Linked DNA regions of Mus musculus: regions 1, 2 and 4 are each linked to region 3. Evidence: chromatin loops called from intact Hi-C (ENCODE). Cell type or tissue: left cerebral cortex. All regions are shown on one strand. Each heading gives the region's core, and the rest is flanking DNA. Links, peaks and the distances in the headings are about the cores only.

The links. A loop is a pair of places that touch in the nucleus more often than their neighbours do. Peaks named below come from ENCODE experiments on the same cell type or tissue, not always from the same donor. Only the 100,000 strongest peaks of a DNase experiment are listed, where the experiment ranks them.
Region 1: it touches region 3 in a loop (7-fold over the local background); 3 of 42 quality-filtered maps call a loop at or near these places.
Region 2: it touches region 3 in a loop (3.0-fold over the local background); 2 of 42 quality-filtered maps call a loop at or near these places.
Region 4: it touches region 3 in a loop (7-fold over the local background); 10 of 42 quality-filtered maps call a loop at or near these places.

What each region holds. Positions count from the first base shown.
Region 1 is chr4:67,473,874-67,480,481 of GRCm38, forward strand. No RefSeq gene overlaps it. Among named protein-coding and RNA genes, the nearest start is that of Tlr4, 650 kb to the left of the region's middle. In left cerebral cortex, for the core only: a CTCF peak has its summit at 3,688 (motif pointing right); a DNase peak (open chromatin) is centred at 3,726.
Region 2 is chr4:68,759,908-68,766,515 of GRCm38, forward strand. Brinp1 (bone morphogenic protein/retinoic acid inducible neural specific 1) reads right to left here. Exons shown (of 8, transcript NM_019967.2): 8 at 1,465-3,239. The coding sequence ends at 2,102. Among named protein-coding and RNA genes, the nearest start is that of Brinp1, 190 kb to the right of the region's middle. In left cerebral cortex, for the core only: no CTCF peak of the experiment used is centred there; a DNase peak (open chromatin) is centred at 2,816.
Region 3 is chr4:68,020,140-68,026,747 of GRCm38, forward strand. No RefSeq gene overlaps it. Among named protein-coding and RNA genes, the nearest start is that of Gm23738, 160 kb to the right of the region's middle. In left cerebral cortex, for the core only: a CTCF peak has its summit at 2,805; a DNase peak (open chromatin) is centred at 2,848; H3K27ac peaks cover 295 bases.
Region 4 is chr4:68,844,793-68,847,292 of GRCm38, forward strand. The region is part of intron 2 of Brinp1 (bone morphogenic protein/retinoic acid inducible neural specific 1); the gene reads right to left. Among named protein-coding and RNA genes, the nearest start is that of Brinp1, 110 kb to the right of the region's middle. In left cerebral cortex, for the core only: a CTCF peak has its summit at 1,371 (motif pointing left); a DNase peak (open chromatin) is centred at 1,367.

The DNA.
Region 1 (6,608 bases), core at 2,343-4,842, 550 kb before region 3:
TTGAAAATGCTTTATTTATTTATTTATTTTTCCTCCACAGTATGGTTTTGACTTCTTTGTACCAGGGTTTCTGAATCCGTAGACAGAGGATAAAGTTTGAATCACATATTTTTAACAAGCTCCCCAGGCATTTCTGAGAATGTTAAGAACTGGGTGCCACTAACTTAGAATATCATAACCTAACCTAAGGAGAATTTTGAGCATGCTTGTATAATACTCAACTTCTAAGTTCTGAAGACTTGAGCTGTAGAGGTTTTATAAGGTCAGGGAGGGGAGGAGGTAGAAGAGACAGAGCACTGAATGAGTGAGATTTACTTTTTTGTTTTCAAACTGAAATAATTCCAGTTTGTTCAGTTTTTTTTTTGGGGGGGGGTGTGGACCACAATGTTGTCTCTAGATTATTAGCCGCTGTAATTCTGACAGATAATCAGGACTAATATAGGTTTAGCACTAAGCATGCATGTTTTTAAAGCCATAGCTTCACTACTTATAATTTGAAGGGAAGTTATTTAAAATGATGTTTTCATTACTTCTAGAGTCAAAAAGAGGTGGTCTATATAGGAGACACTGAGATAAATTGTAGGCCAGAACTCTTGGAAGCATCAGATACAGATGATGGCCCAGGTTCCAGAGAGAGAAGATGGAAATTCCTGAAGTTTGATGAGAAAAACAAAATGCCAGGAAGGATAAATGCTTAATAAGTAAAATGCTTTCTCAGAAAGCACAAGGACATGCCTGAATTTGGTAGCTGGCTCTCACAGAAAAAGCTAATTGTGGTACGTGTGCTCTCATTCCCATTAGTTGGAGACAGCTTACTGAAGGGGCTCACTGGCTAGTTAATCAAGCAAATTGTAAGCTCCAGGTTCAGTGAGATATCATTTCTCATAATATAGGGTGGAGAAATTCTCATGTAAAAATTAGGCCTATACACTCACACACAGTTGAATACACACACACACACACACACACACACACACACACACACACACATTACATTTTTTCACTTAGATATTTTTTCCCTTTTCTTCTTCTTTTTTCCTTCATCATTTGGCAAATATATATTTATCCTTAGCTTTTTTTAAACGATGTTTACTTATACTGAGAAAATGTACATCACCCTGGAAGCACAAATGATGAGTTTTCACAAAGATAGTTGCCACCAGGCAAGGGGGAAAGAAATTGTTATCAGCACACAGCAATCTCATGTTCAACCCAAGACCATTTTTTATTCTGTTGAGCAGTTCACTGTCCATCCCAATTCACTTTAATACTGTCAAAATCTGCTTACATTTGTTCGATTTCTTTCTAGAACCAAAGCAATGATACTTAAATATTCTATTTATTACACTGCTTATTTTGCTTGTGGAGTTTTTCAGGTTGTTTAATATGTTGATAATTTTTTTTCATTCCTAAATCTCTTATTATGTATGTTTCACAAGTAATGGTTTCTTCTTCTCTTTTGTGAGTGTAACTTTTTAACAATAATTTGTGGCTATTATGAATACTATTGCTAATTCTAATAGAAATGATGACATTGAAAACTGCTACTGCTAATAGCAGTCCTGAGAGTATTCTTATACCTCTCTGTCACTATTCACATCTGCATTGTGGATGCAAAATCGACAACAGAATTGCAGTTTTATAGGGACAGTTGCTTATGAAGAGTTCCAGAAAGCAATGCTGAAGTGTCTCTGGTAATCTACAGTGTATCAGTAGTGATGGATACTGTACCGGATCTTCATAATGGATGATGTACATAGGTGTGCATGTATCAATATGTCATGTGTTTTGCATCAGTTTAATAAGGGATGATCTCAAAAATGGTTTTATTTGTATTAATTTTTGTGAGTGTTCCCTACCTTCCTTGATTTTAATCTCCTTCTGCCCATTGTTTCTGCTGGCCTTTCTGGTTTTGGCATTGTTCTACAGTGGTTTTGACTCATGCTTGAAGTGAATGCCTTATTTTGAATGTCTTCTTAAACCCTAGGATTCATCCTTTTCTACAGTGCCAATGTCTTTCATTGCCCTGTCTCAATTTCAGCATAGATAAATTTGCTTAATTTAATTTTCATTACATTTTGAGCACTCAGTGTTCAGGTTAAAGAGTTTCATTGAATGAGATTAAAAATACATTCTATAGAGTCTTTTTAAGTATTGGATTTACAATCCATCTTAAATTTTGTGTGATGTCATATAACAGTACTTGTTTTCATGTGGTTGTCCAGTGTGCTCATCTACCACTGTTCATGTAAATGGCTCTCTTTTATCATCCAAACTTTGGTTTCATCTCTTCCTTAACTGAACTGACAACACATTTAGTCTGATATCCTCCTGTATTGACTCCAGGCTAGCAGGGATAAAGTCTCTACTGATTCTATGCTTTGCCCTAAGTCCACTACTGGAACAGTATCAGAATCAATATTTCTGTATTCTCGACCATATTCCAAATGAAATAGTGAATAATAAATAACTGATGGTTAAATATGGTTATTAGTTTAAGCATATTATGCCTATGAAGTAAAAAGGAAAAAGCAAAGAACAATGAGTGGTGTGGTAGAGAATTAAAGTGTTTGGGGTCTAAGAAGATAGGAAATCACTATTCAAATAGGTCTTAAGGAATGTTGCACTTTCTCCAGGACATGTATCTTCTCCACACATTCATGGAGGCATCAGTTGTCCTGGCTGACTGTTAGAAAAGACTTGGAAAGTATCAAATTATCTGGCTTGTAGTTTCCTGATGGTTAGAGGTTTTTTGCTTTTCCTTTGTCTTTTTCTCTCTCTTGTGACTGTGCAATGAAAAAAAAAAAAAACTATTGAGTAAAAATGTAACAGTTTGCTTTTTTAGATTGTTGGAAAACACATTGGATGCCTCAAAATGAAAAAAAAGGCATTCTGTCATTGTGTTCCACAAGTCTCACATAAGAGCAGAAAACCTCGAACTTATCCATATTCACTTGTGAAACTTAAGTATGTTCAGTTTTTTGCAACCGTCCCAGCCCATCACTTCCTATCATGGTACCGACCTCTTTTCTAACTAACACCTCCGTGAGACCTAAGTGCCTGATTAGTATGGAAACTCTAAAGGAAATAGAACAACTCTTAAGGAAAAGAACAATTTCCCTGGTTATTCCCTCATGGTGAAAAGCAGAGAGGGTTGGAACTTGGCATCTGAAAACTGTGAAATCCTAGGATTCAGGTTGTGCTCACTGAAGGGATGGACTTGTGGGTCTCGTGCGCTGTATTTCCCAGATTGTCGATAAGAATTCCTGCAGAACACGGGTGTGGCATTAGGAACAGATCAGTTTGGAAACTGCTGTGTTTTCCTTGTCATTTGCTCTCTGTGACCCTTTGCCATGTCCTCTGCTCTTCAGTTTTGCATCCATTGAATGACCTTCCCACTGAGGATTAATTTGTGGATGGGAAGTGCTATTCCACATGCAAATTGTAGAGCTCATTTGAATTAAAATGAATTAATGTGTTCAAGATTCTTTGAGCCAATAGCAGCCTCCTGTCCACTAAATTGTGTCATTACTATCAAGGCTAGTCACTTCGTGCTTAGCCTTGATGAGGAGCTTGGGGAGGGGACCTGGTACCTAAATCCCTGGGAATAGCAATTCAATCAGATTAACAGCTTTCTTTTAAGCAAGATGCTTCAGTGCTAGCCTTCCTCAGCTTTGGTGCTGACGCTGCGTGCCTTTTCTCTAGTGCCACTAGATGGCGATAAAATTCCTTATTGTCCTCTACCTCTTGCCCAGCACCAATCCTCCAGCTTCCACCGTTACTGCTTCTGAGTCTAAGCAGGCTCCACTAGGGTTAGAAGGGGCTCCTTTCTTGAGAAAAAAAATCCTGGGCCCCCAGGGGTGCTTGAGACAGAAAATGCCTCATGGCCTTGGTGACCGTGGAACTTTCTCTTCTTTGGCCTTGTCTTACTTTACTACCACATGGTTTATCCATTTCCTCATCTATAAAGACAGGTTACATACATACATACATACATACATACATACATACGTACGTACGTACATGCGTACATACGTACATACGTACATACGTACATACGTACATACGTACATACCTACATACGTACATATGTACATACATACATACATACGTACGTACGTACATATGTATATACATGCATGCATACATACATACATACATACATACATACATACATACATACATACATACAGTACAGACAATAGCTTATGGGAGTTTTCACATCATTGGAAAACCCTATTTCTAATACTAAAATCACACATCACTTCTATTTGTAAACATGATGTATGCCAAGCTGTTCCAGATGAAGACATTATCAATCTGCCTTCAACCTGCCTTTTCCCATCTCTAAACACCAGGGGAGAATCCTTCCATATCGTCCCTGCTTCCTTTCCAGGTGGCCCGGGTACACATTCCCAGGACTCTCTCCCCATGGGATCTGTAGTCATTGGTTAGGGGAGGCTACTCTCTCCTCCAAGATTTTTTTTCAAACAGCTTATCCAAGCCAGCTCTTCTTCCCATTAAAAAACAGAGGGTACTTTTGGGTTGTTTGTTTGTTTTTGGTTTTTTGGTTGTTTGTTTGTTTTTAATTCAAAGACCCCAAGATGACAGAGACTTAGAAACTTTTCATTTCTTTAGTCCAGTAGATTGTCAGCTCTACCATGGCAATCTCCTGTAAGATTTTAAAACGCAGATTGCTGGATGTCTGTCACCCAGGGTTTGTGAAGCAGGAAGTCTAGAAGTAGCCTGAGAATTTGCCTTTTAGCAGGTTCACTGCTGACACCAAGGCTTCTCTTCCTTCTTCACAGGACTAAAGGGAAGGTCCCAACCTGATGTTTCACAAGTGCAGAACCCGAGGTCCACTGAAGAGAAATGATTGCTCAAGGTCACAAAGTAAACTGAAATTAGCAAGGACGGGGATACCAGAGTCTTTTAAGCACAGCTCTGTAAGTCCTCATTCGAATCAGTGCTTCTTAGGAAATTTCTTTTCTTCCCTTTATGGAGAAAGGATTTGCTGAGCAAATTTACAGACAAAATCAGATGGTAGGTGAATTGTTTAATCTGTAATCACTTAAAATAGACTTCTATTATTTTTTTTTTTTTAGTTTAAATTAAAGCATGAACTATGAGGGACCTGGTTCTAAGTGCAGAGGCTGACCTTTCAATACAGCCACCATGGTGCAGCCCTTTGTAGCTGCCTTTGCACCTGGGCAAGATTCCAGGAAAACTTGCTCTCTTGATTTCCCCCCAATAATTAATGCCAACATTTTCTCTCTCACACTTCAATACTATGCCAGAATGCTTCCATGTAATAACTTGAACATTTTAGATTTTCTAAAATGCCCAAATGGAAATGGACAAATTTGAGATGTACTTAACAAGGACTTTAGTAATATATTGTTCCAGAATTGTGGCGCTCTCAGCAATTGTGGTAAGTAGCTTGATTACAGAGATGAATGTGTCTATGTGATAATTATAATAATAATAGTTATAACTATGAATTTGTTTTCATCAATACCTTCTGTTTGGCTCCACTGGCTTTCAAGTGGTTTTTGGTAATAATTTTCATTTTTTTGTACTCTATTGAAAAATAAATACCAGTTAATAAAGCCTATCAGAAAGATAATGAGAATATTTGAGATTAAAGCCAAATTTAACTCATATTATTTGAATTGTAAGTCATAAAATATATCCATCAAAAATCCTCATTCCTTCTACTTCAAACTGTGATTGCACATGGAGAAAAAAGATTTAAGAGGTAAAATTGAAGTCTAGTAGGTCTTCATTTGTGTGAATGATAATCTTACAAAAGGAGATGATTAGAAGATAGTCAGAAAGTGAAAGCCATGCATTAATAAGAATATATGAAAACATAGTTGTGGACAAATGAGGCAGAGACTCATTGGAAGAAATCTCATTTGTTGAACTCACAGTCTTGAACTTGTAGCTTTCAAATATATGAAAAAAAATATGTTTCTAATTTCTAAGACACCGGGTTGTGATAGCTGATAGTTTTCAATGACAACTATTTAAGAATAATCTGAAAAATGTACTCCTAGATTAAGCATTAGGTTGAAATACACAGATGGCCAGGATCTTCTGAGAGAGATGATATAGAGATGCCCTTAATGAAGTGGAGTCTGCTAAGCACACATTAAGAAGGCAGTCTTAAAGGAGGATGGATGTGCAAATCTAGTCACTTAGGAAACAGAAATATCCCCAAGCATACACTTAGTTGCAGAAGGATGTTCTTTGCAGCGATACTTATAAAGGAAAAATTGAAAGATTACCATCGTCAAACACTGTGAAGGACTCAAGAATTTATCAATCTTCCCCAAATTAAACTTAAAAACTCAAGTACACTGTTTGTCTGTTCCTAAATAAAGGCTGCACAGCGCCAGCAAAAAGGGCTTTGTGCGCACAGCAATTTAAGATCAGCAAGGACTGGGATTTTAGCTTCAGCTTACAATTGTTACCAATCATTGATTTGCCTGATTTCCATCCCTTGAATCTCATATACCAGGCACAGTAGTCCACACCAACAATCCCAGTGCTTGGAAGAAGCATAGACACAGGAGTATCAGAAGATCCATAGAGGGCTTGAGGTC
Region 2 (6,608 bases), core at 1,575-4,074, 740 kb after region 3:
TACATACATATATAATGTGAATGGCATATAACACTGATCTTTTTTTACAATATTTAGATTTTTGATATCTTCATTCATTTACTAGAGGATTTGCTTAAAGATTGATGAGTGACTGGATCTGCTTATGCTCTAGGGATATTCTATAATGCAATTCTTGACATAAAAGATTACCCAAGTAAATGAACAATGGACTCTTTCAAACGCTGAGGTCTGAAAACCTATGGAAGTATGTTATAGGCAGCACAAAATGTAAATGTGTGCTAATTCATTTGCTAATAATGAGAATATTAAAAGTTTAATATGCTGTTTTAGGATAAACATTTTTTTTCTTCCTTCACCTTTAGTTAAATAAACCAGAAAATTCTCCCTCTGTAAATGGAAGGCCTCCATTTTCACTTTCAACTATCACTGATGGGTGTTCAGGTCACATGCTATTTAGGTTGCTGAAAAAGATACTATGAAGGTTGTATGAGGAAGCACATAATAGAAGTCGAGTCAGTGTGTGTTGGGGTGAAGGGATCATCATAGCTGTTATAACATAACCTGACATGGGGATGACTCTTTCTCTTTGGTGAAAGCAGTACTCACTGCAGGTGGAAAATAGAGCTAAGCAGTTGCTTGTCCAGGCAGACAATCAGTGAACACTGATGGCATAGACTGGAGAACCTCTGTTTTCTAAAGTACACTTCGATGATTTTGCATTTTACTCCAACTGTACAAATGAGGATCCAAGTGTCAGAGAAGTACTTCTTGCATGTACCACCTAAATGCTGAGCTCCTAAGGCGAATTAGCACTGTCCTCACAAATCTTCTGAGGAACTTTGAGATGAGCCTGCCTTCTTCAGTCTGGCATTCTACTAAACCCAACTTCCTCAAAAAAGGGATAGTGTTTATATATATATATATATGTGTGTGTGTGTGTGTGTGTGTGTGTGTGTGTGGTAAAGCCTTGATGCATGTGCACTATTATAACTTAATCTAAAAGAAATTAAAAATACGTGGGAAGCCTTATATTCTCTATACTCTTCAAAACTTCTATTAATACTATTATTACTCAGTCATGGACTATAGTCAAAACCATCTCTACTAGGAAAAAATTTCTGAACAATATGATACTGTACTTCCTTTTGGGGAAAGTAGGTGAAAAGTTTTTGTTTACCCAAGCAAAACCATCACCAAACACAACCTTGGATAGAGAAATCTTTTACCCTTGGGTAAAAATTTTCAAAACCGAAAACAGCCAAGAATTTGGAGTGCTGAGGAGGAATATGTCTTGTCAAGGGCATACGACTATCAGAGTCAAACTCTTATGGGGCAGTTATTATCGGGTTATTCATGAGCATGCTGCTTCCCTTTGACCCTAGTTTATAAACTAAGGAGTTTAAAGAGCTAATCTCTAAGTTTATTGACTGTTCTATAATTGTGTCAGTTTGTGTTCTTCCAACCCCACCTATGGACCATTTTCCTTTAGTGTCAGTTTATTGAGACGTAAAGAAGCCATATGGGTAAGTTTGCAGTGTTGTTGCACCCACCACCCCCACCACCCCCATCCCCAGCAGAGCATCAAAAGAAGCACAAAGAATTAAGCATAAAGAGGAAAGAAATCTTAACCGAAGAAATATCTTCTTTATCTACGTCCATTTCCTCTCACAAGGAAAAATGGCAGTGTCAGAGGTACATTACATATAGCTTGTTCTCTCTCTTTTAGTGTTTAATCTTAGCACCTGCACAGCAGAGGTCTTTACAATTCATTGCATATGCTCTCCCCTTCTCCCCCCCATCACACAGCACCTGAGGCCAAAGAAGCCACCAACTCAAAGCTTCACACAATTCTGAGACCCTTCTTCATGACAGAATATAGAAGTAAGAGACATGCCCCACGGTTTTATACAGTCGCTAGAACACGTTAGCTTCCAACAAATGAAGTTTTTTCCTCCTTTCCTTTGAATACTAATTACATTTTACAAATTTGTGTATGCGTGTGTGTGTCTGTCTGTCTGTCTGTATGTGTATGTATGTATATGTTCTCTTTTGTTTTGCTTTGTTTTGTTCTGTTGTATTTGCACAACAGAAGGGAAAGTCCATGGCAAAGGGTCCCGGGTTAGCAGAGTTTGGCTGTCATCTGGTCAGACTGTTTGAGGATCTCAGTGTTGTAGAGGTCCAAGGCATGGTTCACCCTGATAATCTCACTGTTGGTCAGCTTCAGGCGGTGCTTCAGCATACAGGAAAACAAGTCCAGCTGGGGTTTTCCTGGGGCCACAGGAGGGGCCAGGCGGTTGATTCGGTCCCGAATGTCCAACATGAGAAGCATCACGGATGAGGAGGAATAGAACTGACCACCCTGTGTATAGGACTGATTCACCTGTTGCACGGCACTTCGTAGGAGGTCAGCATTGAACCTCAGGCTGTACCCAAACACCTGTACATCAGAGATCTTGATGTAGAACTGCCTTTTGGAGGGATCCGACAGGTCCACCGGGCCCTGGCCAGTCTCATTGCGTAGGGTGGGTAGCCGAGTCCGACTACGTAGGTAGATATGGACAGTCTCGAAAAAAGTTTTCCACCGATTGCCCAGCAAGAGAGTCCAATTGTAGCATTGGCTGTTTTGCAGACGGATCTTCTCCCAACGAGGGTAGCCAAATTCCCCAAAGGGCATGTTCCAGCCTTCTGAATGGCTCCCACTGAAGGGATTGACATAGACAAAGAACATAGGGTCCAGGCTGCTGTTGCGCATCTGGCAGATACGCATGGACATTCCGATCACCATGTGGATAAAGTCCATGCGGTTCTTGTTGCTTTTGAGAGTGAGGGACATGCGCTTGCGCCACCGAGGGTCAAAAAATGTATCCAGGCGAATCTCATTGCTGATGAAGGTAGTATGGACATAGAGGCGTGAATCCATCTTCTGCAACAGGTACTTCAGTTCCAAGTCCTGGAAGTCCAGGTCGGTCTCAAAGCTGATGAACTGCTCACTCCGCTCAGAGTCCACGTTTTGTGGTTCACAGCGGCCTCTATACAGCTTGTAGCCCTTATTGCAGGAGCCACAGAGTGAGATGTTGGCCAGGCTGCACATGGCACAGCTGTTGTTCCCACCTATGATACATGGGATAGGGCGCTGGCACAGTGTGGTGCTACCATGGCACACACAACTCCTCTGGCTTTCCAGGAAGGTTCCCCAGAACCCATTCTCATTGCAATAGAGAAGTGACTGGACCCTTGCAAGCCACTGTTGAATTGTCCTGTGAAAAAGAAGGAAAATGTTAGCTCCCATCAATAGGAATGTGAGGTACATCATACAACTGGCCATGCAAGTTGGAGCCTCCCAAAGAAAGAAAAGTGGAGATTAGATTTTTCTTTTAGTAAAATGCTTTCAATGCAAGTATGAGGACTTAAATTTAATTCCCAATATGCATGTAGACAAAGTAGGCATGGTGGCTCACATGTATAATTACAGGTTTTGGAGGGCAGAGACAGAAGGATCCCTAAGATTCACTAGCAAGCCAGTCTACTCTAATTGGTAAGTCCTAGGAATAAGCAGATTAAAATATAAAAGAATGTAGAATGAATATATATTAATAAATACATTGTCATTCTGTATACTGTCTTAAAGCTATTATATCACATTGTACTTTACACATCTAACATTCTTTGTGAATATCTATAAAAAGGAGGCATTTTACTAATTATTAGGATATTTATCTATCTCTAACTATTCCATTATACAATAGGCGCTGAGAAATCGGTTTTAGGGAATAAAGTTTCTGAGCACAAATACGCTTTCTGAAGAGAACAAATCATGGAAAGTCTCACATGGGCAAGATTTGTGACCCTCTATGTTTTCTCCCTTTCTTTCTTCCTTCTTTCTTTCTTTCTTTCTTTCTTTCTTTCTTTCTTTCTTTCTTTCTTTCTATCTTGTTTTTAATTTTTATTTTTATGTCAACATCAGAGGATTCCACACCTTCCACTGATGAAGATATGGCATGCCCAACCCTGTCAACAGAAATAAGCTTCATTCCATCATAATCATTGTATCATAGAAGTCATGTAGTACTTCTATATGGATCATATGATATGATTCTCACAGTGGCTTTTCATAATATGCAATAACAATATAAGTTCTTCAGTTGTCCAGTATTCTAAATTCTCAATTGTATGGCATTTCTATTACAAACTGTGTTTCTAAAACCCCTCCACATTGTCAATCCATGCTGTGAATGATGCCAGTGTCTGTACCCAGATTCCAGGCAATAAAACATTTTAATGAAGACGGGTACATGAACCAATAAAAAGCAGCAGAAGAATAAAAAAAATATGTAAATCTGTCAGCCCAGAGGCCTTTCATTTTTCCATGTTTCTTTGGAAGTTACCTCCTCTCTGTCCTCCATGCTACAAACAGTCCTGCATATCTGTCCACCAGTCTTTACTATGCACAGGGATTTTTATGCCCAGTTTCTCACTTGAGCCTACCAAAAACACCCAGAAAATGACTTGAGATTTAGGCTTCACCAGTGAATGGATAAAATGGATGAAACTCTGTTCTTGAACAGGGTTGACAGTGGGCAATTTCCTTAGCTTCCCCACTCACCCCTCCTACCAATCCTTACAGGATTGTTGTAAGGATTATACAATTTTTTGTGTGAATTATACATATAAATTTGGTAGGCACTAAGGGTTTAGTAAAATTCAGCTCTTGTTCTTCTTGCAAAAGAGTGGTAGCATGAGTACAGGATCTCCAAGGCAAACTGATGGACCATATGGCCCTCAAGAAGAGAAGTCTCCTGACACATCAGCTTTTCTTTGGGCATTATCTATCAGCCCAAATTTTTAAAACAGTCTTAAATAAAATGTACTAGGACCCCAAGCAAGATTTGTGATGACGCAGATGATTGATGATGATGATGATGGAGCTCATAGTTCATGATCTTTCAGCACTATGAGAATGAGAAAGGGATCTCATTTCCACCACACATCCTGTGGTGGGATGTGCTAGTCAACTGTCTGTTGCAGCAATTCTCTTGACATACAATCACAAAATCATAAACCCCTAAAGTCAGTGGGGAGATAAGACAGTCTAAGGTGATGAGCACGGATATTGTTGGTTCAAGCAGAACTAAGTCAGGGAGAGAAAAAAAAAACAACAAAAATCAAATCTATCCTGGAACAGGGAATGAGTCATTACATCTCTTAAATCCTTGGTATTCTTTGCTAAAATGGGGATAATAAGGTCTGTCTCAAGAGGCTGGTACAGGGATGCTGAGAAGATATATTTAAACTGCGGAGAGAAGTCTAGGATACAGCAATTATAAAAAAGAGAAAAAAATGTAAGAGTACACAGTGCTCATATCTCAGAGAATAAGCTCTTCCTTTGAAGGTTCTGAGTACTCTCTTGAATGCTCTGAAGTCTAAAAGAAGCCATTTTGTTGTAGTCATTTGAAAATGGATACTGTTGAAATGGCTGCCTAGCTGACTTGGGATTTAAATGAGTTACTTATCAGCTGAGAAAAATGGTGGAATAATTAGCTTCTTGAAACTGTCTACCTGTTTAATCCACAAAACCACCCCCTCCATCTGGTAAAATAAAAAGAAAAGGAAAAAAAAAAAGACCTCTCGGAAAACATCCCAAGGCATTGTGCTGTTTGTCTCATCCCTAGTTTCTCCTCCAGCCTCTCAGGTTTAGGAGGCAGGGCGGGGCATTTCTTCCCTCAGAACGTAGCACACAACCTAGCTAGCTTTATAAATGTTTGCCGAATGAATGAACAAAGAATATTAATATTTTCCTTCTTACATTTTATTAACAAAAAGGGGGGAAAAAGAAAAAGGAAAACAAACTTCTCCCTTCCCCTCAGGACAGCAGTATTAGTTTTCCATACCATCCACCCACACAGCCGCAGGCCTCCCTGGTCTCTGCTTCGTGAGACCAATCCTATTACAGCCTGGAGAACAGCAGGCCCAGCTTTCAGGAAACGGAGCAAGAATCATAATGAGCTGTGTGGCTCCCACCTCCCAAATCAGAACATTGACTGAATATTGGGGTATGAGTCATCTGATATTTTTTGTGAGCTGCAGGGGCCCTCCACGCGGCTGCGATTGCGTGGTTACATCTGACAAGAGCTCTATTTCAAAAATGCCTCTTTCAAATGGCCCACACTTGCCCCTGTCACTCCCTCTCCAAGTGACAGCACAGTACCCCATTTAGAGTGCTTCTGTTCCCATCTGCAAGGCATTCTATAACCCCGTAGAGCGCCCCCTTTCTCGTGTCTCATCTTTGGGACCCTTTGTCAGGACCACAGCCCCCACTCCTCCTGTCAATGCTTCATTGTGGCGGCACTCTCAGAATCCTCAGTGGGGGAAATAAAAAGATGAAAGTTCCTGGTGATGCTGGTACAAGCAAGAGGGCTGCTGAGGAATTAGGATTCCAGCCTTGTCAGGCAGGAGGGACTGGGGACAGAGGCCCTCTGAGACACATTAGCAGGCTGCATGGCACCTGCATCTCCTGAGCTCAGAATAATTGTGAGGTTGTGGGCTGTATCAAAGGGGGCATTAATGGTAGAGCATAAGGAGTCAGAGGGAAGTGGTGTGAAGGAGGGGTGTAAGGAGTGCGAGGCCCA
Region 3 (6,608 bases), core at 1,558-4,057:
AATCGTCTCAATTTTTAGCACAGGTAAGAGCCTAAACTGGAATTAAAATTCATATATCGAAGCTTGGGTCATTCAAAATAGTTGGAACTTCCTCTGTGGACACTTAGACAGAGAACTAGGGATATCTCTGAACTCTGTGGCTAAAATTCCTGCTAAAATTATGAATCACCTTGAATTTCTCTGTACTTGGCTAAGAGTCTTGTTCTGCTGATTAGTCAGTTACCTGACCTCTTCGTATATCTTCCTTTTGTCCCTCATATAGATTCACTAGCTCAGATGGGTATCTCAACTCTGTATGGTTCTTCTAATTGTTATTATTGAAGGTCATTCCAAAATTGAATAAATATCCCCAAATAACCTTTTCATAGTTAATAAATTTCTGCTGTGCCTTTTTAACTTTTTAAAGTTGTGGTTCTTCTACATTCTCCTTTTCCTCTAAAGGTGTATAATCTAATGATGTATAATTAAACACTTAATGCTTTAAAAAAAAGGGGGGGAAAGCTTAGAGCAAAGGATATATCAAATGATGGTAGTTAGTATCCAGTAAAAAAAAAAATCTGAAATTTTGATACTTGACTGGAAAATAGCCAGTGTTGCTTTTTCAGTCTGCCTTTTTGCAATCTTAGTACAAGAAACATTACACTGAATAACCCTTGAGCAGTAGGAACTAATTTCTCTCAAACTGCAAAGTAGAATGTTTAACATTAAGGCATAAATGATGGTGTCTGCTATATTTTCTTCTGATGTCAGCTCCATATACAAGAGGAGAAAAATAAGTTTCTTGAAATCTGTAAAGACACTGGTTGTATTCACCCAATGAAATCCCCAGTGACTTCATAATCTCCTCAAAGCGTCTCCTCATTTCAGCACCACACATGGCCCTAGAGACTGGCACTGGGTTTGAGAAGATAATACCCTTCTTTTGTGTACTCATTGTCATCTCCCTGGACCTTCTATCCATATTTGTCCACTTTAGATTAGTGGTCCTCAACCTTCAAAATGATGCATCCAAATATAGTTCCTCATGTTGTGGTGACCCAAAGCATAAGACTATTTGGTTGCTATTTGATAACTGTAATTTATCTACTGCTTACCTGCAGAATGGCTCTCTGGGATGAGGCATCTTTATTTTATAATTATGGCTCTGTTAGTTACTGTGGGCTGTACCAAGTATCAGGTAATTCGTATAACTCAGGCACTCTGGGGAAAGAAACAGTAACAAGATGGAAAATTATTTAAATATTATATGGATGCTTTCTGGAGCTTAAACAGTGATCTCTTGTGCATGTAGCAGATGCATGGACATAGGTAGAAAAAGGGGACGTATACCTAAGATACAGATTAAGGTAAAACGACTGCTAGTTTGCTGAGGAAGAAAGCAGATTTTAATTAAAATTTAAAATGATTACTAGAGAAATATTTCAATGATCTTACTTGATATTTTGAAAGAATATCCAGTGGGATTCTTGACTACTACCTCCCAGATTTAGTTATTAAAGTTTCTGAGAGTTTTCCTATATCCACTCACTTTTTGCTTTTGTTTTCTTTCTCAAGTAGAATTGGTATGACAGATACACCTAGGCTACGCTTTTGATGGCATAAAATCCTCTGCCCTCAGAGATTCCTACACTTCCCAGGAGACCCAATCAGTATAAAGCGCTTCTTTACGTTGAGTGGAAAGCAGGGCCCATATAACTTCCATCTGTTACTCAATCTCTGTCCTCTGGGACCAAATAAAAACACTAAGCTCCCTTTCTGAATGCCTGACCCTTCAATATTTGCAGAAAGTATCTCACTAGTCCACCAGAAGTTTTTTATCCTCCACTAATAGGCCTCTGATTCACACTTTTTCAACAGATGCCATATTTTGCCATGCCTCTGGGCATGTTGGTCATTTCCCTTGGGTTATATTATAAATTTTTAAATGTCTGTCCATATAGATGTATCCGTTGTGGATAGACTTTCCACAATCTTTTGATCTCTTCACTGTACCCAATTGTGACTTTCTGTGATGGTTAGCTTTTGCTATGGATATACTACAGATATAAGATAAGCTTTAGAATGTAATAAAGAATTATGCTCATCTATCAAAGTGGCAATAGTAGATTCTTTTGTCATGTCCAAGACCTCAATAGACTCAAGGGCACTTGTAAACATACATGTGCACTCAGGTGTGTGAACACACACACACACACACACACACGTATTGTTTTGACAGTAGTGGTCTGAGACCATCAAAGGTATCTGAAAAAGGTTATTCGGAAAGAGCTAGAAGAAAGAAAAGGAGTAGAAAGCTGATATAATTCAATTTTAGTTGAAATTTAATTTTAAAAATCTCTTCTCCATGTTTGCCTAGACCAATGTTCAGAGGATTATTTTCCTGTCTCTGCATACTTCCATTGTTTGTTTGGTTTTTTTCGAACATTTTCTTACCCTATTTATGTGAGAACACGTGTGTTTGTGTATGTGTGTGTGCACACGTGTATACAAATATTCTACAATGAAAGACAATAAGATCCTATAATATTTAGATCAATGATGTGAATGAAATAATCACTTCCTCCTGATGTCAAATTGAAGCAGTAGCGAAGCCACACTGTGATACTGTGTTAGACATCACACATGAGCCAAGAACACAGAAGAAAATGCTTCAACAGTTAGATAATTATGTTAAAACAAACTGGGATTTATTATTATGGTTTTCTCCTTTAGGACTGAAGTTGACATGATTGCTGCTGCCGCTTCAGTGTAAGGTAATGTAGACTGAAATGTATTTGCCAGAAGATCCACAGGGAGCAGTCATCTGGGATTGACAGAGAGAGTCACTGGGTGTCACTGTTGAGTCACACAAAAACAACAGTCTGCTTGCTCCTAAGGATTGTCTCTAAAGAACACAAGAGCCGGAAGTTGAGGGTGGCTGCTTGTCTCCTCCTGGGCTGTGTGTCTTCATTAGGGTCAGGGTAGGTCATCTTTCTCCTTGCTTCCCTGTGAGAAGTGTCTAGTCAGATGAGTGTATGTCAGTGTGGACCTCAGCTTCCTCTGCTCTTGCTTAATGAGCTGATCTGTCCTCGATCTGCCTTGTGGTACTGTGACAGGGCTCTCTGCTTTTATGCATCTGTGCAGGAAGTGATCACACCCCTGCCAGCAGTCAAGCCCAGGACTGGCTCAGCCTAACCACTCTTTTCATAGCAGATAAATCATTCTACTTCTCAGTGAGGGTTTACATTAACACTGAATCCAATGAATGTTTGGTATCAGGGGCATATTTTCATTTTGTGTTGAATAAGATTAGTGGTTTTAACAGAAATTAAAAAAAAAAACAGGTACAGTTGAACTGCAGACTAGTTTTTTTTTCTTCCTTTTTTTATTAGGTATTTAGCTCATTTACATTTCCAATGCTATACCAAAAGTCCCCCATACCCACCCACCCCCAATCCCCTACCCACCCACTCCCCCTTTTTGGTCCTGGCATTCCCCTTTACTGGGGCATATAAAGTTTGCGTGTCCAATGGGCCTCTTTTTCCAGTGATGGCCGACTAGGCCATCTTTTGATACATATGCAGCTAGAGTCAAGAGCTCCGGGGTACTGGTTAGTTCATAATGTTTTTCTGCCTATAGAGTTGCAGATCCCTTTAGCTCCTTGGCTACTTTCTCTAGCTCCTCCATTGGGAGCCCTGTGATCCATCCATTAGGTGACTGTGAGCATCCACTTCTGTGTTTGCTAGGCCCCGGCATAGTCTCACAAGAGACAGCTACATCTGGGTCCTTTCGATAAAATCTTGCTAGTGTATGCAATGGTGTCAGCGTTTGGATGCTGATTATGGGGTGGATCCCTGGATATGGAAGTCTCTACATGGTCCATCCTTTCATCTCAGCTCCAAACATTGTCTCTGTAACTCCTTCCAAGGGTGTTTTGTTCCCATTTCTAAGGAGGGGCATAGTGTCCACACTTCAGTCTTCATTTTTCTTGAGTTTCATGTGTTTAGGAAATTGTATCTTATATCTTGGGTATCCTAGGTTTTGGGCTAATATCCACTTATCAGTGAGTACATATTGTGTGAGTTCCTTTGTGAATGTGTTACCTCACTCAGGATGATGCCCTCCAGGTCCATCCATTTGGCTAGGAATTTCATAAATTCATTCTTTTTAATAGCTGAGTAGTACTACATTGTGTAGATGTACCACATTTTCTGTATCCATTCCTCAGTTGAGGGGCATCTGGGTTCTTTCCAGCTTCTGGCTATTATAAATAAGGTTGCTATGAACATAGTGGAGCATGTGTCCTTCTTACCAGTTGGGGCATCTCCTGGATATATGCCCAGGAGAGGTATTGCTGGATCCTCTGGTAGTACTATGTCCAATTTTCTGAGGAACCGCCAAACTGATTTCCAGAGTGGTTGTACAAGCCTGCAATCCCACCAACAATGGAGGAGTTCCTCTTTCTCCACATCCACGTCAGCATCTGCTGTCACCTGAATTTTTGATCTTAGCCATTCTGACTGGTGTGAGGTAGAATCTCAGGGTTGTTTTGATTTGCATTTCCCTGATGATTAAGGATGTTGAACATTTTTTTCAGGTGCTTCTCTGCCATTCAGTATTCCTCAGGTGAGAATTCTTTGTTCAGAATAGTTTTTTAAGGGACAAAGAAAACAAATGTATAAAGGAAAGAAGAATTAAGAGAGTAAGAGGTGGGAGCAAAGACATCTGTCTGAACCTGAACTTGCTAGTAACCTCAAATAATCCTCTTGGGGAATAATGGGGATTTGAAGACAAGATTGTACCCTGTAATCAAGACTCCAAATAAAAATCCTCCTGACTCATCTTGTCTGGTGCTCACAATATTTAGTTATTCCTGAGGAGTGAGTGGCCTCTGAATTTTTATCAGGTTCCTGGGTAAGTTTTTCAACATCAATGAGAGATATCTATAATACTGAAAGTTCCAGAACCTAAAATCAGAGGATCAGCATACACAAAATTGACACATATTCCTGAAGAATATTTAGCAAGAATTCCCTCAAAATGAATCAATTTAATGACTGTGTGTTTTTCAAAGACTGTGTCAACTTCTTTACTTTTACTTCCTCTACAATTCAGTACCCAGTTGTTTGAAGAGATCTTTTAAAACACAAGCATGATTATTCTTTTCTTTTCTTCAAGCACCTCAAGAACAAGTTCCCACATTCAAGATGAGTACAAATTCATTACCCTGCTACCAAATCCTGACCATTGGTCTTGCTTTATTTCAGAACATGACTGTTTTCTATCCACGTAGTACTTGTACTACCATATTTCATACTCAGGATTCCCCACCAGTCTTTACATTGAAATAATGGAGGAAGCCTGAAGAACACAGAGGTGCTGCTAGAGAATGTAATAGGAAAATTGGGTGAGAGGGTATCAGCTTAAGAGAAGGGTGGGAAGGTAAGACCGATGGAGAAGAAGGAAGGGGAGTCAAATAATAAATAATAAAGAAGTTTGAAATCTCTGAAGTGAAACATTCTATGTTTACTCAAAACCACATATAGCATACATCTGTGTATATATTTTTAAACCGGATTATCCTAAACAGCCATATATTCCTCCCTCCTAAAGCCATAGGCTATCTAACAAAGAATCCCATGGGAAACCTCCTTTGAGTTTGGTGCACAGGCCTGAGGCTACTCAAATAGTATAGACAAATATTATTTTCCTGTTTTCATAACTTGAAGGTAAGATGATATTTATGAAGATACCACACACTTTGTACAAAAGATGTGAAGGAATCAATACATAGAAGGATTGGTCTAGAAGCGTACCCCATAGTGAATAGCTCTCATCATATTTGAAGGTGCTATGTAAACTGCTAAGGGAGAAAAGACAGCTGGAAAGCCTATAAACAATGACAGTGCCTTGATAGCATCTTCTAGGGAAGCTGCACCCACAAAATCTCAAGAAAAAGATTGTCTAACGTCTAATTATACCAAATCTGCATAATGACAATACAAATTTTCATTCCAACTTGGCTGCAAGTATTTTTTCAAGGTTGCTAATATAAAATGAAGACTTATTTTCAATACCTGTTGAGAGAGAGAACCAGTTTTGTTCAAGGACAAATTCCCTGATACGTTATCCAATGCCAACTTAGCCCTAAACACAATTATGCATGAGAAATACTAAATGAATTCTGTAAGAGATTTATAACTATGTGCAATGCATATTTAATAATCATATGTAATAATCATATTTAAGTCATAAGTTTTAGAGAGAATAGGAAATGCAAGAAGAGGAAGGAGGTGAAATAGTTTGATAGAGTGGTTATAAATTAAATTCTCAAAAATCATAGTTAAAAAAAATAACAAAACAAAACCAGAAACACCAAAGTGTGGGTTCCTTGCCTAGAACTTGTTTTCTCATTGACATGGGAAAGGGCTTAGGAATTAAGGTCTTTCACAGCGCCATGGGTGACTCTAATAGGACACAAAACTATTTTGTGACATTCATCTTTCAGAAAATCAGACACGCTGATCCAATTGTAGATACTATTCTACCTTACTTCAAAAATAGGAATCATTTCCTTATTTGAATTCTAAATTACTGCATTGGAAACGTCAATATCTATTTTTTTATTC
Region 4 (2,500 bases), core at 1-2,500, 820 kb after region 3:
ATAACCAATAAAATACAAATCTAGAAAGGAAGGAAGGAAGGAAGGAAGGAAGGAAGGGAGGGAGGGAGGGAGGGAGGGGAAAGGAACGGGAGGGGAGGGGAGGAGAGGGGAGGAAGGAAGGAAAGAAAACAGCAATTATCTTTATGTCTGGGATGTGTGGTCAGAACCATGAACAGCACACTTGGTCCTATGGTGTTGGGGGGGGGTGTATGGTTGCTGAGTAAAGTTTACAAGCTGTGCTCTGCTTTTCTAGTTACAGTTTTAATAAAACAAAGGAAAGTAACCCTAGAATAGTCCATTGACAGGGAGAGTAGGAAAGTAGGGGGTCCAAGAATTCTGTGCAAATTGAAATTTGCATGAAATGATATTTGACCAGACAAAGATGGAGGAAGGAATTTCAGAAAGCATAACTTGCTTTTGTAAAAATAAAAGATATTGAGAATGGATGGATTATATGAAAGGAGAAGAGGATGTGAGCACATATAAAAGATAAGAGCAAAAGCAGATATATAGTATCATTACATGACTTCTGTAGTATGGGTATTTTAATGTCTTGTCCCTGGGTCCCTAATGAGACTATAGCCTTCCCAAAGCAGGGCTGGGAAACACTTGCTTCCTAATTAATACACTGTAACTATCAGAACTCCGTGTGTGTGTGTGTGTGTGTGTGTGTGTGTGTGAAACTGCTGTTAATGGTTGATAATTTCAGACTACATGGTATGTTCGGTATGAGTGTGTGTGCCATGTGTACACAGTCCTGCATGTGTGCTTGTGCGTATGTAATGTAGAGGGTACTGTCAGGTGTATTTTACAGTCATCCTGCACCGTAATTTTGATTCAGTGCCTCTTTCTGAATTGGTAGCTGACGGATCTAGGTAAAATAGTGGGCTAGCAAGCTCTGGAGATCCACCTGATCTACCCTGCCACTCAGTACTGAGATAACAGATGCAAACCTGCATACTTTGTTTATAATTGACAACTGAAGATCTAAATCCAGGACTTCATACTTTTAACGACAAACACTTTCTCCTTGATCCATTCTTCCTACTCTATAAACATTTTTATTTTAAAAATAAAGTTTCACTTAGTGTGTACTTGAGCATGCCTGCCTGTGCATGGAGGACAATTTGAATGAATGAGTTCTTTTCTTTATCCTAAGTTAATCCTGGAAGTTAATAAGAAGTGAATAAAATTGATTTTAATAAAGACTTAATTTAGCACAGCTTATATTCTTGTAAGAAAAGATACATATCAAAGAAACCAACATGAAGAGGGTAGAAATGTCCAGACAAACAATGAAAAGGGTGTTTGGAAGTTCCAGATTGTGGCAAAGCTATTTTGAAGGAAAGAAAAGCGAACCCATGGAGCCACCTGGTGGTGGAAGAATGACCTCCAATGAAAGAACAGTGGGTGCAAAGATCCTGAGGTAAGACTAGGTCTGTCTTTTGGAGACGAACATCAAGGATGGAGCAGAGATGAGAAGGAGTAAGACAAAAGACAATGACAGAAAAGCCGACTGACAACATCAACATTTGGGATTGTAAGATTACAGATCTTGAGAGACTCAAGCTTTGGTAAAAAAAGAAAAAAAGAAAAAGAAAAAGAAAACAAATGTTAAACTGGAACTAGACTCTACACAGGCTAGGCAAATACCCTATCACTGAGCTATATTCTAGTCCTTATTATAAATTGTAAGGTATATAAAAAGCTAAAAAAAATATTTTTGAGCCAATCAAATCCGACTATGACTGGAGGAAAGTAGTTTGGGAGCTGTTTTCTGGAAAGGAACAGCTTTTAAGTTCATTGAGCATCTTAGACAACCACTCAGTTCCATTCTTGTGCTCTGGAACAGACATAGGCAATATGTAAACAAGTAAGTATGGCTTATTATAATAAAATAATATTTACCAAAAGCAAGTGGCAGGCAGATTATGCCATGGAGAGTGTATACCCTTCTTTTGAATGCTTCATTTTGATTCCATTCATAGAAGAAATCAAATTCAATTTGCCTAATTCATGGATTGGAAATGGACTGTCAAGTACCTTAAGTTATAAACCCAAGTAGAGAGGAAGGAAAAGATTAGAATGACTTAGTCAAAGTCTGAGCTCATGACTCCAGGTGCTGGTGACTTCCCATGTACCATGCCATGTGAGAACAAATAAGATAAACTGAAATGAAGCAAGGAAGAAATGTTGCCTGTGTGCTCTGCTGGCCCAGGAACAATTTCATGTAAGTGCTCAGTGAATTGAGCACAACATAAAATAAATCTTTCCTTCTGAGCCCACAGAGCAAGCAAATCCCCCTGGAGGAGAAGGAAGAACCTACCATGACACAGGATCTGCAGAGTATGCTCATGCCCAATTAAGCATCTCAGCGGGGTGGGTGAACCAATTAGACTGAGATTTAAAAAAGGATCCTAGATGGAAGGCATGAAAATTCTACTTTCAAGACCCATACCATTAGGAGGGCTGAAAGCAGGAGAGAGAATGATGACAAGGA